Linked DNA regions of Mus musculus: region 2 is linked to region 1. A link is a loop called in an ENCODE intact Hi-C map of the cell type or tissue named here. Cell type or tissue: heart. All regions are shown on one strand.

Evidence for each region. Hi-C counts contacts between places; a loop is a spot of excess contacts. Peaks named below come from ENCODE experiments on the same cell type or tissue, not always from the same donor. Only the 100,000 strongest peaks of a DNase experiment are listed, where the experiment ranks them.
Region 2: it touches region 1 in a loop (4-fold over the local background); 14 of 42 quality-filtered maps call a loop at or near these places.

What each region holds. Positions count from the first base shown.
Region 1 is chr6:7,729,798-7,737,797 of GRCm38, forward strand. No RefSeq gene overlaps it. Among named protein-coding and RNA genes, the nearest start is that of Gm46950, 9.5 kb to the left of the region's middle. In heart, a CTCF peak has its summit at 3,449 (motif pointing right); a DNase peak (open chromatin) is centred at 3,454.
Region 2 is chr6:8,732,241-8,740,240 of GRCm38, forward strand. Ica1 (islet cell autoantigen 1) reads right to left here. Exons shown (of 14, transcript NM_010492.3): 6 at 4,777-4,975. Among named protein-coding and RNA genes, the nearest start is that of Ica1, 42 kb to the right of the region's middle. In heart, CTCF peaks have their summits at 4,121 (motif pointing left) and 6,396 (motif pointing left); no DNase peak of the experiment used is centred here; H3K27ac peaks cover 1,712 bases.

The sequences.
Region 1 (8,000 bases):
ACCTTACTTAATAGTAGAAAGTCCCCCACAAAATCACTTAGAATAACAGCTGAGTCACTCTCATATACAGGAATTTACCATTGTTTTTGAAGTACATCGGGCTGTGGTTTAAGGAGGAACTAGAGTATTGCATTATTCATGAGAAGCTTAGCTAGAGCTGAACTCTCTAATTAGAACTATGGCTTAGGCATGAAAGCCCTTGCCCAGGGAGTGTAAAGACCTCACACCTGGCTTCTAAGAATATAGCTGACCTTAGATACAGACTTTGTCTCAGTTGTTATATTGCCTAGTTCCTGCTAGACTTTATGTATGCATTTCTCTGTTTTGTATAAGAGTCATTAAGCATTCAGTAACCTCAATGTACCTTGGTTGATGTGTTACCTAACTTCCTTATTTTCTTCTTTATTAAAAAATCTGATGCTCGCTTTGAGAAATTACATCCAGATACAGTACTCTCTCTGGTGTGTGTGTCTGTCATCTCCTGACTTCTTGCCCACCTGATTACTGAAATCCTGATTCCCTGCGGGTAGAAGGGCCGACTGAGTCCAGTCAGTGGCAACTTTTGATCATGGTGTTTTGTAGGAGCAATAGTAACCCAAACAAAGACAGTACCTGAGGAACAAACATTGCACCCAAAGCCCCACCCAAGAACCAAGTTGTAGATCACAATGAGCCCTTAAAGAACGCTAGCCATTAACCAATACTCAAAACAAAGCAAAGACAGTCTGTGGGGTAGCCAACATCAAGCCTATTTTCTGTGGGTCATGCAGTCAGAGGTTAGGTCTTTTGGAGGACAGAAGTGGAGTTGACAGCAAGGTCAAGATTTACAAAGAATTCCAAGTGTGATCTAAGACAGCTTCCTTAAAGTAGAAAGGAAGGGTTATGGTTGGGCAAGGCTCATGAGGGAGAGGCAGGATTGGTGGAAACACCACAGTGAGGGGTTGAGGCAAGAGATTAAAATGATCTTAGATGCAATTTGCCTTTAGATGTTTTCTAAAGATGAGCTGTGCTACTTTCCTATGGTTGCTGTGTCAGCACAGCACAAACTGTGACTTACACGCAGAAAGAAAAGAAAACGATTAAACTTATTGGATCAGAGCTCCTAATATTGAGGAATCAGTAGGATTCCGTTGCTTTGGAGGCCGGAGAGAAAATGCTATTTCTTTGTATGCCCCAGCTTCTAGAGACGACCCATATCCCAGACTCACAGCCAATTCCTAATTCACCTTCAGCTTCTGTTTCTGTCATCCTTGTCCTCAAAGGCTTCTGCTTTCTGCTCACAGTGACTCTAAGAATCGCCTGGGGCCCACCCACACAGTTCTGAGATAGTATCTCCATTTCAAGATCTTTAACGTACGTATATCAATCTAATCAAGGTCCCTTTTGCTGTAAAAGCCAGGACACTCACTGTGCAGAGGAAGAGTACAAAGTACTTAACCTGACACTTTAGCATGAGGTTTAGTTTGAACAGAAAGCCACTAAAATGAGGGAACAGGAGGAAAACGCTCTGTACACACACACACTCACACACTCACACATACACAGATACACACACACATACACACCCTGTGCCACACAGCGGATTATAAATTTCTCTTTTCCAGGTGCCCCGTATGCATACACATTTCTTTTTTTTTTTTTTTTAACACTCTTTTTTCCCCGAGACAGGGTTTCTCTGTATATCTCCGGCTGTCCTGGAACTCATTTTGTAGACCAGGCTGGCCTCGAACTCAGAAATCCTCCTGCCTCTGCCTCCCAAGTGCTGGGATTAAAGGCATGCACCACCACTGCCCGGCTTGCATACACATTTCTAATATCAAGAACTGGATACAATGCTACCACCAAAGATACCAAAGAAGCTACTAAGGGTGATCTGTGGCAGGCCAGGAAGGCTGGGAAGATCTGAGGAAAGGGAAGGAACCCTGCATTCAGGATCTGATTGAAGCCTGTCTCTCCTACCAAACAGCAAGAATTCTAGTACAGTTCCCAACTGCTTAAGACCTTTCTCCTTTCACACAGCTGTAGACCTGAAGTTTCTAGAAAGTTTTCTCTTGTCCCCATTTACAGAGGACAGAGACTAACCCCTCAGGTGATTCTGGTGGCTTCCTGCTTTTCCTTTATCAGATTGCAATTCCATCTGAATCACCTCTGAGCTTCCAGCTACCACAGATCTCTCACAGAAAGGGGAAGAGGGGGAGGAGTGGGTTCACATTGTAACTGGAGAGCCACCATAATGCTGTACGTGGCCAATGCTTACTGTTCCAGGAGGAGGCCTACTGCACTTGGCTCAGTCCTGTATCATAATACCTTTAATAAAATGTCCTTCCCTGTTCCCGAGAGTCCTAAAATGACATACACTGTTGAATCTTGGTTTGACTTGGGTTGAAGCCCGTAAATGTCTAGGGGAACCCTTCGGGCTGATGAGAGTGGCAGTGTGAGTCTGGGTGTCTGTCCTATCACTGTTGACATAATGTAAAGCTTTGTTTTCTATGGTTTCCATTATCTAACCTCTCCACACGCTATCTTTGGAAACCTACAGTACTTTCTGTCATCTTCTCTTGCTGCTTTGAGGGAGAACTCCTGGAAAGAAGCGGTCTGCAGAGACTGACTGACTAATGTCAGTCCTGTGGGGGTGGGGGTGGGGGTGGGGTGGGGGTGGGGGTGGGAATGTTACAGGTCCAACGGCTACTTAGTTTATCTTAGGCTTGCTTTAGTCACAACTCCTAACAGCCATTCCTTGCTCACCTGTGTCAGAACTAACATCCTGTGACTAACGGATGAAAACCTTGGGAATCTATTAACTGAGTAGGCCCCTAGCTTGCACCAACTCCAAGGCTAAGAATGTCATCCGACAGCGTCTGAAGACGTACAGAAAGGACGACCTCCAAGCTTGCTGTAACCGCCTCTCTAAAGTACCCCTCCATGTGTTTCCAACTCGCCTTGATTTATGACTTTGTTCTGTAAATCTATAAATGTTCATGAATCTGCTTCCACTTTGAAGCAAGTAGTTTGGGGTGGCTTAAATCTGAATTCCTAGCCTTGGTCACTCAAAATGGCCCCAGAGTAAACCATCTTAGCCCCTTAAAGATGAAAGCTGTGGCTGTGGCACCAGCAGTTATGGTGCCACGGCATTCTAACAATGCCCCACTTTTCACTGGAGGAATTACCCGATTGGAAGCCAGCTGTGTGCATGGACCCACTGAGGCCAGGCTATTTGGTGTTATTTCCTCAGGCAGATTGTTGGTGTGATTTTTCTCCTGGGGCTCTGGTTGGGCTTCTAGTTTGGTTGGCAGTACATTTTCCCCAAATTACAAATTATAAATGTGACACAAACCAAATTCTTATATTCTACTTTTTTAAACCGTTAGACAAGTGTTTCCTATCGAAATTTACGTCCCTCAAGTCAGAATGCCTTGCATGAGACTGTGCAATAAAATCACTGCCCACCAGGTGGCAGTCATGGTACAGTAGCTCTCAAAGACTGGCGTTGATTGGGGAGTTGCTCAACGTTTAAACAGAGTTGCCATCTGACCCAGTAATTCCATTCTTAGATTTATACGCAGGAAAGTGTAAAACACATGTCTATACAAAAACTTGTACATGAACGCTTGTGACTATTAACGGTAGTCAAAATGTAAAGTACCCAGTGTCCAGACACTAAGAAGGCCATAAACAAAATATGGTATATACAAAGGGAAGGGTGTTACTCAGCCACAAAAATGAACAAAGTGCAGATTCATGCTGCAGCATACATGAACAATGAAAACATTATACTAGGCAGGAGCCAGACAGAAGAGGTTCAGGTTGTGTTAGTCTATCTATATGAACTCTGTTCGCAAAGTAACAGAGACAGAAAGCTGGCTAATGAGTGCGGAAAGCTGGGCAGAAAGCATAGGAAATGACTTTCTTCTTCAGGTGATGAACAATATCATAAAGTTAGTTGTTAACACCTTTGGGAAGATGCTAAACCTACTACACTGTACAGTTTAAACAGCAAATATTATGTGTGAAGGATGGCATAGGAAACACAAGACTTAACAAAACAGTCATAAAGCCACTGTTGCAATGGGGTTGGAGTGGGGGTGTCCATTAAAATTAAGAAAATGCCACCACCAACGTGTCTCAATAGCACAAAATGTGTGGGGAATACTATTTTGAGCATTAGCGAGTCACTATATGACATAGACACATAATGCCTATACTGTCTGGTTTTATGTGTCATCACATGTCAGAGTCACCAGAGAGAAAGGAGCCTCAGTTGAGGAAATGCCTCATGATATCTAGCTGTAAGGCATTTTCTCAATTAGTGATCAGTGGGGGAGGGCCCCATCGTGGATGATGTTATCCCTGGGCTAGTGGTCCTTGATTTTATTAGAGAGCAGGCTGAGCAAGTCATGAGTAGCAGGCCAGTAAGCAGAACCTCTACGGCCTCTGCATCAGTCCCTGCCTCCAGGTTCCAGCCTGGCTAAGTTCCTGTCCTGACTTCCTCCAATGAAGGACAATGTGTAAGCCGAATAAGCCCTTTTCATCCCAACTTGGTTTTTGGTTATGGTGTCTTCATTGCAGCAATTCAAGCCCTAACCAAAACAATGACCAAAGGTTATAAGTTACAGTTGGCTTCTACTTCATTTCCAGAGCACAGCTAAGCAAGAGATGGTCCATAAGTCAAATCACAAATTACCCAGAAATTAAGAATTTACATTTTAAGGGTTGAAAGTAGCAAGAGAATTGTATGAAAGTCAAATTTTAGGATCTACAAATAAAAGTTTATTGGAACACAGCTGTGCCCATTTTGTGTGAGAATGACAGGTATTCTAGTTTGTTTCTCTGTTGCCATGGTAAAATACCAAAATAGCTTGTGGGGGTGGCTATTTGGCTCACAGGTTACAGTTCATCTTTGAGGGAAGCCGGGGAAGAAACTTAAAGGAGACACCATGGAAAAATCCTGCTCGATACCTCGTTTACTTGGCTTGCCCAGTTACCTTCCTTTAATCCCAGCACTTGGGAAGCAGAGGCAGACAGATTTCTGAGTTCCAGGCCAGCCTGATCTATAGAGTGAGTTCCAAGACAGCCAAGGCTACACAGAGAAACCCCGTCTCGAAAAAACAAAAACAAAAAAAGAATACTTGTGAAAAATACCAGTGCACCTCACTGTGTTTGCGTCTTTCCTGCTTCCTTTGAACAAATAAGCCAAATCATCCACACTATGCTAACATTTGCCTTCCTGCTCAATTAAGATTCTATTGTTTCTGTGTTTCTTACTGATTTAAATGAGCACAAAGGCCTGGGGTGGGTGCCCTTCCAGCTGTTTGCTCATATCATATCTGTTTCCTCCTCTTCTTCTTCCTCCTCCTCCTCTTCCTTTTCTGCCCTCTAACTGAGATCCTCCTGCCTCTACCTCCCAAGTACCGGGATCCAAGGTGTATACCACTACACCCAGCTATATAGTTTTTCTTCAGCCTGGGTTAACAGACAGTGTTTATTCTTCTCTTTCATATCCTTCAGACCTTTGAGTATGCAAAAGTCTGACCCTGAACTATGACTCTTGGAACCTGAGCTGTCTCAGAAGGACCTGAGGGCCTTTAGCCCTAGCTTCCCAGTAAGGCTGCTTCCTTACCATGACCTCTTGTTTATCCCTTCCTGTTTGGCTTTTCCTATGAATGCCAGTGTTTCCTAAAATCCTCAGATACGTTGTTTTAGATTCTGTGTCTCAATCCCCATTTATGGGGACAGCCTAAACTAAACTAAAACACCAAAACTCAAATCACAACCTCTGTAGATATTTAAGTTTAATCAGCTTGTATGAAATGTGTTTATAGGAACATATGAAGTCTCCAGAAATGGCAGCTTTCCCAGCAAGCGTCTAGATAAACTATTCTAGATGCTAGAAATGAATTTGTTCTCCTCCCCACAGAGGTCAGGGAGAAATGCCTGCAATGGGATTCAAAGTAAATTTCTCCTTCTATTTCCTGTAGGGTAATGGTCTCCTGCTAACTGAAGTTCTTACTCTATTGCCTTAGATTTAGATGCACCTCCTTATACATAAACTTATTGGATATTGTCTGAGTGTGTGCCACACTTTAATGTTTATATTAAATACACCTTAAATGTATATGCATTGGGTATGGTTCATATATAAAATATGTATGTAGAGAATCCCACTCACTATTACCCATTTCTATTCCTTCCTCCACAAAAGTCAGTCAAAAGGAAGATGCAACCTCTTTCATCCTTTATTCTGCTCTGGTCTCAATCTCTAACACATCTTCTAATCATGGGGATGCCTGTGGCCATGTTGTCTCTGGCATTCTTCCACATCTAGCCAGGACATCTCTTGATCACTGTGCCTCCTGATAGCATCATTTGCCTCCTGTCTGACCCTCTGCTACTGGACATTCCCTGCACCACCCAGGTCTCCACAACGAAGCTAAAGTCATCCTCCTGCAAATCCACTCAACTGAATTCTGCCTTCTTGCTGGGAAACCTCTTCTGACTTCATTTGCCTACAGAATAAATCTCTGTCTTCTTGATATTAAACTCTTAAGCCCTTAACAAATGGCCTAGCTTCCTTTACAGTTAGCTATGTCTCTCACATGAGTGAATATTTTCAGATAGCTATCCATCTGCTGTGATAAAGGAAACATAAGCTCATTTCAATGCTTTACTACATTCGTGCTGGCTTAATTCAAATATTTTCCAATTATTGAAATACATTAAAAAGCATAGCTTTTATCACGTGGACTGAAAATTCTTAGTGTTAAAAAATATTCACATGCTGAACTGTAATGGCACACACATTTTATCTCAGAACTTGGGAGACAGAAGTAGGTGGATTTCTAAGAGTTTGAGATAAGCCTGGTTTACAGAGTAAGTTCTAGAAAAGTCAGGGCTACACAAAGAAACCCTGTCATGAAACACACATATTCTCATGTTTTATACCATAATACTATTTTTTTTTATTGTGGAAGAAGCACTTAATGAGATCTACCTTCTTAACAGGCTTAAAGTTTATAATACAGCATTGTTATCAACAGGAGCAACATTGTCTAGCAAGGCTCTAGGATTTATGGATGTTGTATAACTCATTTTATATCCACTGAGTTATCATTTCTCATTGTCCCCTGTCCTCAACCCTAACACCCATCATTTTGTCCTTTGCTTCTCTGAGTTCAGATCTCCTGGGTCTCCTGTAAGTGCGACTGTGCAGTGTTTCTTCTTCAGTAGCTGCTCTGTATCATTTAGCATAACATCTCTATATACTTAAAAAGTTTCTTCCAATGTTAGTACTAAAGTTACTAAGTAACTTTTTAAGTACAGACATTCCAAGGACATTCCAAGGCTTTGAGAGTGATATGATAGAAGATAGTTTGATTTTATATTAGAGTGAGCATGTATGTCTACAGTATGTGCGGGCAGTAGAGACTAGCCCATGGTTTATATAAATAGATAAAATGTTATATTTTTCTCAAAAATTCAAGTAACACTACTCTTGTTTCTTTGGTAGGCTTCAGTAGGGAGCTGACGTCACATCACTGTAATACTATAGAATTTAGTCACATCAACTATAATGCAATGGAATCCACAGTATATAGTTTAGATTTTCACAACATCTCAGATTAATGACCAAGGACAGAAAAGGCTGTAGCATTTGTGAAGCTTCTGGTCTTTCTGAAACATCTGTAATTTCATCCTGCGTTGGACAATTTCACACTCTAGGATCAGAATGTGATGATTGGAGAGACTGACTGGATTGGGATCAAACTTTAGAAATACTCTGGGAAATTCTGTGACACTAACCAAGTCATTTCTCTAAGATTTGGTTTCTTGTAATCTGAATAATAGATTTATTTGCAGTGTGATGACTTTGGATGAAAATAAATTGTTCTTGCATTGCTGCATTTTCTTGTTACCACTATTGTTAGAAGTAGCATGCCCCAGAAACTCCTTATATGTTTAAGGCATCAAACTCTGTCCAGAAGGAACCTTCAAGCTTCCTGGCC
Region 2 (8,000 bases), 1.0 Mb after region 1:
ACAGTTCCCAGAATGCCTTTCAGAGATCCCTTTGAATTACTGTAATGAAACACTGAGCTAATGCTGCAGGATTTAATTAAACTATTTAGTAAATGGCTCAGGTTAAGGCAGTGGTTCCTGCACCCTTGACTATAAAGGCTGAGTCCTACAAATGCCCACATATACATTTCCATGCTATCTCTTTAGAGGCTTCAGAACTATTTTCTTACACCTAGGCTAGCTTTTATTCCATTTAGAATAATTACCTCCCATCCCATTTCTGACGTTCAAGAAAAACAAGACACTTAATTGACCACAGAGGCTCTCAAGGGCACAGACTTCAGAGGCTCTGCTGGGCTCTCAGCTTCAGCTGATGTAATCTGCTATGAGAAGCTGGGTTCTATTTTTAAATCCTACCCTCTTACTCTACCTTCAAAGGGCACATATATCACACACTAACCTCACTCATAAAATACCGCGTGGTACTAGGGTGAACCATGATGTGAGGAGGAGCCTCCTACAGTACAGGGACAAGCAGCCCCACCTACATAAATCCACCCTTGGGTTCCTACGAGGTAGCCTGGAGAGCTGCTCCATGTGGCCCTGACTCTCCATATATCTCTTTTCTCCGAGTCATTTTGACAAGGAGCAGATGACTAGCAGGGCTCTTGCAGAGGGCTAGGAGCAAGCTTTGGTCTCTGTGTCCTCAGTTCTCTGACAGGAACACTTAGTCACAACTCCTAATGTTGATGTGCGGAGCCATCTCTAGCCCCTGGGCTTCAGAGAGTGCCAGATCATTTGCTTTGTTTTATGTGAAACTTTCACTCACCAGCTCTGTCTTGCGCACTCGTGACTGTGCTGTATAAAAGGTTTCAAGACATTTGAGAAATGCTAGGGGGGGAAATTAACCCAATGTTGGAGGTGAAAATTCCCTTCCAATTTGACTTTCATTTATGTTTATTCTGGCTTTGTAATCAAAGTGACGCTTTACTGAGTCTACCAGAGGTCAGACTGTGTTTCTCTCTGGTCTTCATCCTGCCAGGACCCAGGTGTGCCATATTTTATTTGGTTTCTACTCTTCTGCTCCCTGTTCTAACATGACATCTGACTGAGTTGTGAACACAAATTTTGTAACACCCATCCCTTTCTCAACACTTTTTCCACTCCCTCCTTACAGATTTGTGTGTGTGTGTGTGTGTGTGTGTGTGTGTGTGTGTGTGTGTGTGTATTTTGTACTTTCAAATGGAGTCAGACAGGTCTAAGAATCCCACCATATATCACTCACAGATCCTAGAAGGCCTAGAATATGTTTGCGTGTGCGCGCGTACACGCATTCGCGCATGTGCATGTGTGTCTGTGTATCTATATCTCTTTCTCTAGTCTTGCTTGTCTCTCAGGCCATGTTGCTTAGGCACCTATGTCTCTACATTTACATCACTTGATGCTGCTTCTAGGAGTTCTATTGCTTCTACCTCGGGCCTTTGCCCACATTGACTCCTCAGCTAACCACTGCTGTTTCCCACCCCTCTGTCCAGGTCCTTTCTATTTGTCTTGGTTTCTTTTCTGTTGACAAAAGCAACTGTATGGCGGATGGGTTTCTTTTAGCTTATTGTTCAAGGCACAGCCTATCATAAAAGCAAATCAAGGCGGCAGGAGCTTGAAGTAGCTGGTCATATTGCTCTCACAGGCAGAAGAAAATCGTCTGCTCTCTCAACTCTCCCTCTTTTCTTCATTCACTCCAGGACCCAAGCCATGAAATGGTTCAGTCTACAATTAAGATGGGTCTCCCCACATCAATGAATGTAATTAAGATAACACTATCTTGTCAGGCTCAGCCCAGAGACCAGCTCCTAGGTGATTCTAGACGTCAAGTTGACAAACAAGAACTACCATACTATTGTTCATTCTTTGTTATTGTTGGGGGGAGGGGTGCTGCCTCATCTGGGATGCCCTGTCTAGATTTTTTATTTGTAGTACTATTTCAACTCAGATGACCATTCAACACACTGCCTCCTGTTTACTTGTCTCATGCCCAAATGATCACACGAGACAGGAGCTACACTCCTCTGTGGTAGCTGGCATGTAACTGGGCTTCAATATCATTTGTTGACTATGCAAATGAATGAATGGACACATTCTGAAAATTCCAAATAGGGGGTCATAACCATGAAAGTAAAAATTAGAACTTTGTCTCCTCTAGAATACGTGAAGTCCTGGCTTTATCAGCTGCACTGGGGAGGAGGAGGTAAAGCTGAGGAGACAATGCCTTACAGACACACCTTGAGTCTTTGAGGCCAGTGACTTAGGTAACACACTCCTGGGAGATAAACAGAGACTCTATTTAAGATGGGATCTCACCTGCACAGGACTCTAAAGCTAACGTAGAGTTAATTTGCAAATACACTGTAGCAGAACCGAAAACTTGCATTTTAGAGCATTCCAGAGACAGCAGCAAACCACACAGTCCTGCTTTTTGTTTTTACCTGAGCAATCACATATGCTGATTTCCAAGGCACCAGGAGGTCACCTACATGCAATGGGGATGGTAAGTGATCTAAGGAGAGGTCCTCTGGCCCCTTAGACTCTGCCTGGAAGACTTGCCATGTAAGTGCCAACTTGGGGCTGGGCACAGGACTGACTCTGGGGTTAGGCTCTGGAGAGAACCAATGCAGTCTCCTGTTCTCCTCGAGTCAAGAATAACCAAAAATTACGCTTGAAGATCACTCTTCTCTCAAAAATATTCTATCCCCAAGTCCAAGTTCACCACATCCAGCTATTAAATTGAATCCAGCACACACAGGATTAGGGGGGGCAGGCACAGCTTCAGCTACTACTTCGCAGTAAAGGATTCAAAATAAAAACCAAACCTACCCATATTTTCCAGGATGGAGATTGATGGCATTAAACGATGGCAAATGTTTCTATGTTCAAACCAAATGACGAAGAACTTGGTTTCTGTTTCAGTCTTAAACAGCTAGCAACCACCTCCCACCAAACAAAACCAGATAAACACAAACACCCACAAAATTCTTTGGCCTTCCAGAATAACTGTTTTCTTGTCCTGGCACACTGGAGGGACCCAGAAACTCTGCACTGAACAAAGGGCTTGCAAGCAGGTGTTACTATGAAACTGCCTGTGCCACTTCTAGGTATACTGTTTGACTTCCTTTGTCTCTTGGTGGGGAAATTGTATCTATTTTCAAAGATTCTGGCTTCCATTTCCTTGTTCGACCTCAGGTTAGCTACCTACCATGGGTCTTTCTACAAAAGAAAAAAAAATGTGTGTTGATTATGGTAAACATTAAGGCTGCACGTCATCAGCAATGTGCTCTGGAGTCAGTTTTTTTTTTTTCTCTCATTCTTTCTTTTTCCTAATACCAATTCCACCCCCATTATCCTCAATCCCCAAATAAAATACTAATGACAAAATAAATGACTGGCCTAATTACGAAGTCAGAAAACTTGCAAAACAGCCTGGGGTCACCAGCATCTAGTTACCGAACCAAAAACATTTGATTTGTTTACTACCATGACGTCTGATATTTTTTTTCTCTTTCAAAGGATGAATGAGTTCCATTTACATCTTCTTCGAAGATGAGATAAACTTCACAGTCTCACCTCTGCCTGGGCAGCCAGCCTGCCTTTCAGAGAAGGCTTATGCTGACATGTTAAAAAAAAAAAAAAAAAAAAAAAAGGAGAGAAAATGAGGCTGGTTCCCTTCACAGGGAGGGAGTCTGAACTACAAACCAAGAAAAACTTCCAGAGGAATTTCTGTTGCTCTAGTACCTAGGTCAAGAAGCAGTGACCACTGTCTTGAACAAGAGAAGCTCTTTTGGTCTGTTCCTTGACTCCCGGCTCAACCTTCTACATACCAGCCAGGGTTCCAGGTTCATAGTTCCAAAGTGATGTCCCTAAAAAGGAGTCTAAGCCTTTTAAACAACATTTCTAATTATGAATGGATCAGTTGAAGTGACTAAGGGAGTTGACACAATATTATGCCAAGCCCAACATTTGGCCCCTTTTTTTCTTTTATGCCCTAAAACACACTCAGTTGCCCAAACAAAGAACTACCAAGATTGTACAAACCACTACAGAATCAGGCCACATGTTCACATGTTCAGTGTACGGCTGCCACCCAGTGGTAGGTTGGATTCCTGTGGACAAAAGGCTCCGACTGGCTACATTAACACAATGTAATTTTTCTTCTTATTTTTTTCTTTTTTAAGGAACCGAAGATTATTATTCCTCAGGAAAATTAAACAGAATATTCATTTTCTTTTGCTCTAATGTTGCTCAGAGAAATTTCTGAAGGGATCAATAGCAGGGAGAGTCAATACCATTCTAGCTAACCACACAACTATATCCCAGAGCCTCTGAATATGTCATAAAAGAACTGTTATTGTTTTGCTGGTTTCAACATGAATCATCAATTAGAAAGACTTGTTAAACAGCCTAGTTTCACTTTCTAGATGTATGTGCTCTGGATTTTTAGTTATGCATGAAGAGACATCTACAAGTGACAACCTTATAAAAAAAAGTGCACATTATATGAAAATCTGACTTCAATTAAAACCAGCTACAAAATCCCAGCAATTTCCAGCTGTCTCCTCTCTTATCCTTAGAGAATTATATATCACATTAATTGCTATTCTGTCACATTTTTAAAAAAATGTCAGCAATGGTTAATTGTATCCTTGGTGCTTTTGAGTTATGTCTGTTTTACCAGAGGGATTCAAATCACACTTGGTTGCCTTCTAGCAAGGTGGCCATTTTGACAACCCTCAAAAAACTTCTTACCTTCCTGAACTTCTCCATTTGCTTGTAGAGGTCTGGATCAAGTTCCTGAGACACATCCTTCATCCACAACAACGCTCCTCTGTATTCTGTCCTGTACTGCTCCATGCGGTTCACTGTCAGCCAGGTATCAGAGATGGCCCGATGTCTAAAAGTTTCTACTTCTTGGTGAAATCGACACAAAGGGTTTCTCAAGGCCAACCTGTACAAGAGGGCATAGATATAATCATAAAACAAAGGAAAAGAACAGTTCCAAATTCTGATATTCTGCACGCATCATAAACCCATGAACTTAGACCACTGTCTAAAACGCACATGTCTTGTCAGGAGACAGATACTAATCAAAATGTGAGTGAAGGTGGGATCAACCAGAGATTGCCCACATTCTGATCCTTTCATTTTCAGTGAACTGGACCATTGGGAAGCACTCCATTTGTGTTGCTGGGCGGCCTCAGGCCTGGACAGTATTTATTTGAAGTTGCAACAAGCCCGTGTCAGTGAAGGATAGTCACAGCGTGGCCATTCCTGTTTCCATTCCTGGCTACTCCGTCTCTTCTGTTGCTGAATTTTGGGCCCTGTGTGGAGGGTGGAATGGGATAGGCATGACTTGGGTATCCTTGACCTGGCCACCTTTATTACACCTCAATCAAAACCTACAGTTTGTTCTAGTGGAAACAAGACTAAGGCTTGGACTTTTTCTTAAGTGAGTTGGGAAAGAAGAAAGCCACAGTTACTGAGGGTCTACAGTGTGTGTCAGTTTTTTCAGATAGGCTATATGATTCCATTGTCACAAATACAGGAAACCAGGGCTGGTGGTATCCAGCTTAATCCAGGCAGAGGACAGGCGTGTTAGAAGTTCAAGGTTGTCCTCAGCAGACCTGCCTACCTGAGATCCTGGCTTAAAAGAAAGAGAGGGAAAGAGAGAAAAGAAGAGAGGGAGGGAGGGAGGAAGAGAGGGTCAGAGCTTCATCTCCGTGGTTCAGGATTTGCCTGGCACTGGCAAAGACCTGGGTTCCTTCTCAAGCATTGCCAGTAAACAAAGAGCACGCCAAAATGAATGTATACTGTACAAGTGTAAAATTATCATGACAGTAACTGTTGGCCATAAAAACTGCCATTTATATATACATACATATATATATAAAGGAAAGCATACCATAACTTTAGGTAAAATATTTATTTGGGTTACAAAAGACTGCTTCTTCCATATTTGAAACCAGTGAAGCAATGTCAGATGACTTACATTTTGAAAACATTCTTTTTTCAAGCACTTGGTTTTATTTTGAGTTATCTCTGTTGTGGTGTGTGTCTGTGTGTGAATGTGGTGTGTGTCTGTGTGTGAATGTGGTGTGTGTCTGTGTGTGAATGTGGTGTGTGTCTGTGTGTGAATGTAGTTGTGTGTCTGTGTGTGAATGTAGGTGTGTGTCTGTGTGTGAATGTAGGTGTGTGTCTGTGTGTGAATGTGGTGTGTGTCTGTGTGTGAATGTAGGTGTGTGTCTGTGTGTGAATGTGGTGTGTGTCTGTGTGTGAATGTAGGCGCTCTTGGAGGCAAAAGATGTCAGGTTCCCTGAACTTGGAGATTTGGGTGGTTGTGAGCCACCTGGTGGTAAGAATCAAACTTGGGGACTTAGCAGGAACAATACACACTCTTAGCCACTAAACGGTCACGCCAGTCACATAAAACATATTCTCTATGAAGTTTCAGAACAAAGGTGAAAACATTAAACACAAGATAAATTATTTCGGATCCCATCTGCATGCAACATTACTGAGCCAAAGGGAACAGCGGTATTGGTAAGGTAAGCTGAAGTGAGATTCTGGTAGCTGCATTTGTGTCTCCAATGCCTTATAGGTCTGCAGTACTCTGAAATTATAAATGCTATAATAAATCTTAAGAAAAAGAAATATCTTTTCCTGTTTTGCCCAGGTTTCCTGTCACCTACAGGTATTGTTTTAAATGTAGATCACATCTATGATAGCAGCTAGTCCACACTGTCCTACCTAGATGTTAGAAGTCTTCTCAAAAAGTCATGTCTCTGTACCTTGAAATAAGTTTGGTTTTCATTTAATATGTGCTTTACATCCAGCATAACATGTGGCAGATGCAAAGCATCACCAGTGTGAAGGTTTATAGCATGGCGGATGTCTATGAAGGTTTATAGCATGGCGGACGTCTATTTGAAGATAAACAGTCCTCAGATGGCTCCCAGGGGATGCTGCTCACATTCTGACTCCTTTTCTCTTCCTTTAGATTTTGTCCACTTTCCTACATTTGCTGATGATGAATACTGTGAATAAACTACTCTCAACCCCTTGGAATGCAGGGCATTATGCAGATACCTTAAAATTACAATAACACGGCGTTTGAAAATTTAAAAAGGCACATACAAAACCTCATCTCTGCCACCACCCCATATAAATCAGAATGGCGACAGGCCATTCACTGGAGTCTAAGGGGTCTACATCAAAGAAAGCCATTCCTCCTAACTGGAAATATCATCCTTCAATGCAGGCTTGAATCTCCTTTCACTTATGAAAATCTACCCAGTGGGAATAGTTAACAAAATAACTAAAGGGCTACACCAAGATATTTATTCTTAGTAGGGAAAGTTAAATATTAGAGGGCCTAGATTCAAGTGGTTAAAAGTGAGTACTACTCTTGCAGAAGACCTGAACACACACACACACACACACACACACACACACACACACACACCACCCTTAAAACAAAAAATCAAGGAGGCTCAGGTTGAGTATATCAGAGCATTGCCCAGGTAATAGGATCCTGTATCTACACAATGAAAATCTAAAAGATTACCATTATTTAATAAAACATCAATTTGTTAAGTTATTACCATACACTGTTACATACAAAATCTATCTGCTGTGGTGCTGTTTGTGCTAAAAACATATTCAGCAGGACTGGAAATTTGGCTTACCAGTTAAGAGCAAATACAGCTCACAGAAGACCAAGTTCAGTTCTTAGGCCCCATGTCAGTGGCTCACAACTACCTGTAACTCCAGCTGCCCCTGGCCTGAACTCTCCCCTGGCCTCTGTAATCACCTGTCTGTGCACATACATACATAGGCACACACACACACACACACATACAGTTAAAATAAATCTTAAAAAAAAAACATTCTGGAATACTCTAAACCATGTTCACTCAACTAAGACTTCACATTCAGAGTGATTTTATGGGGTTTTCCTGCCTCCTTCACATTGA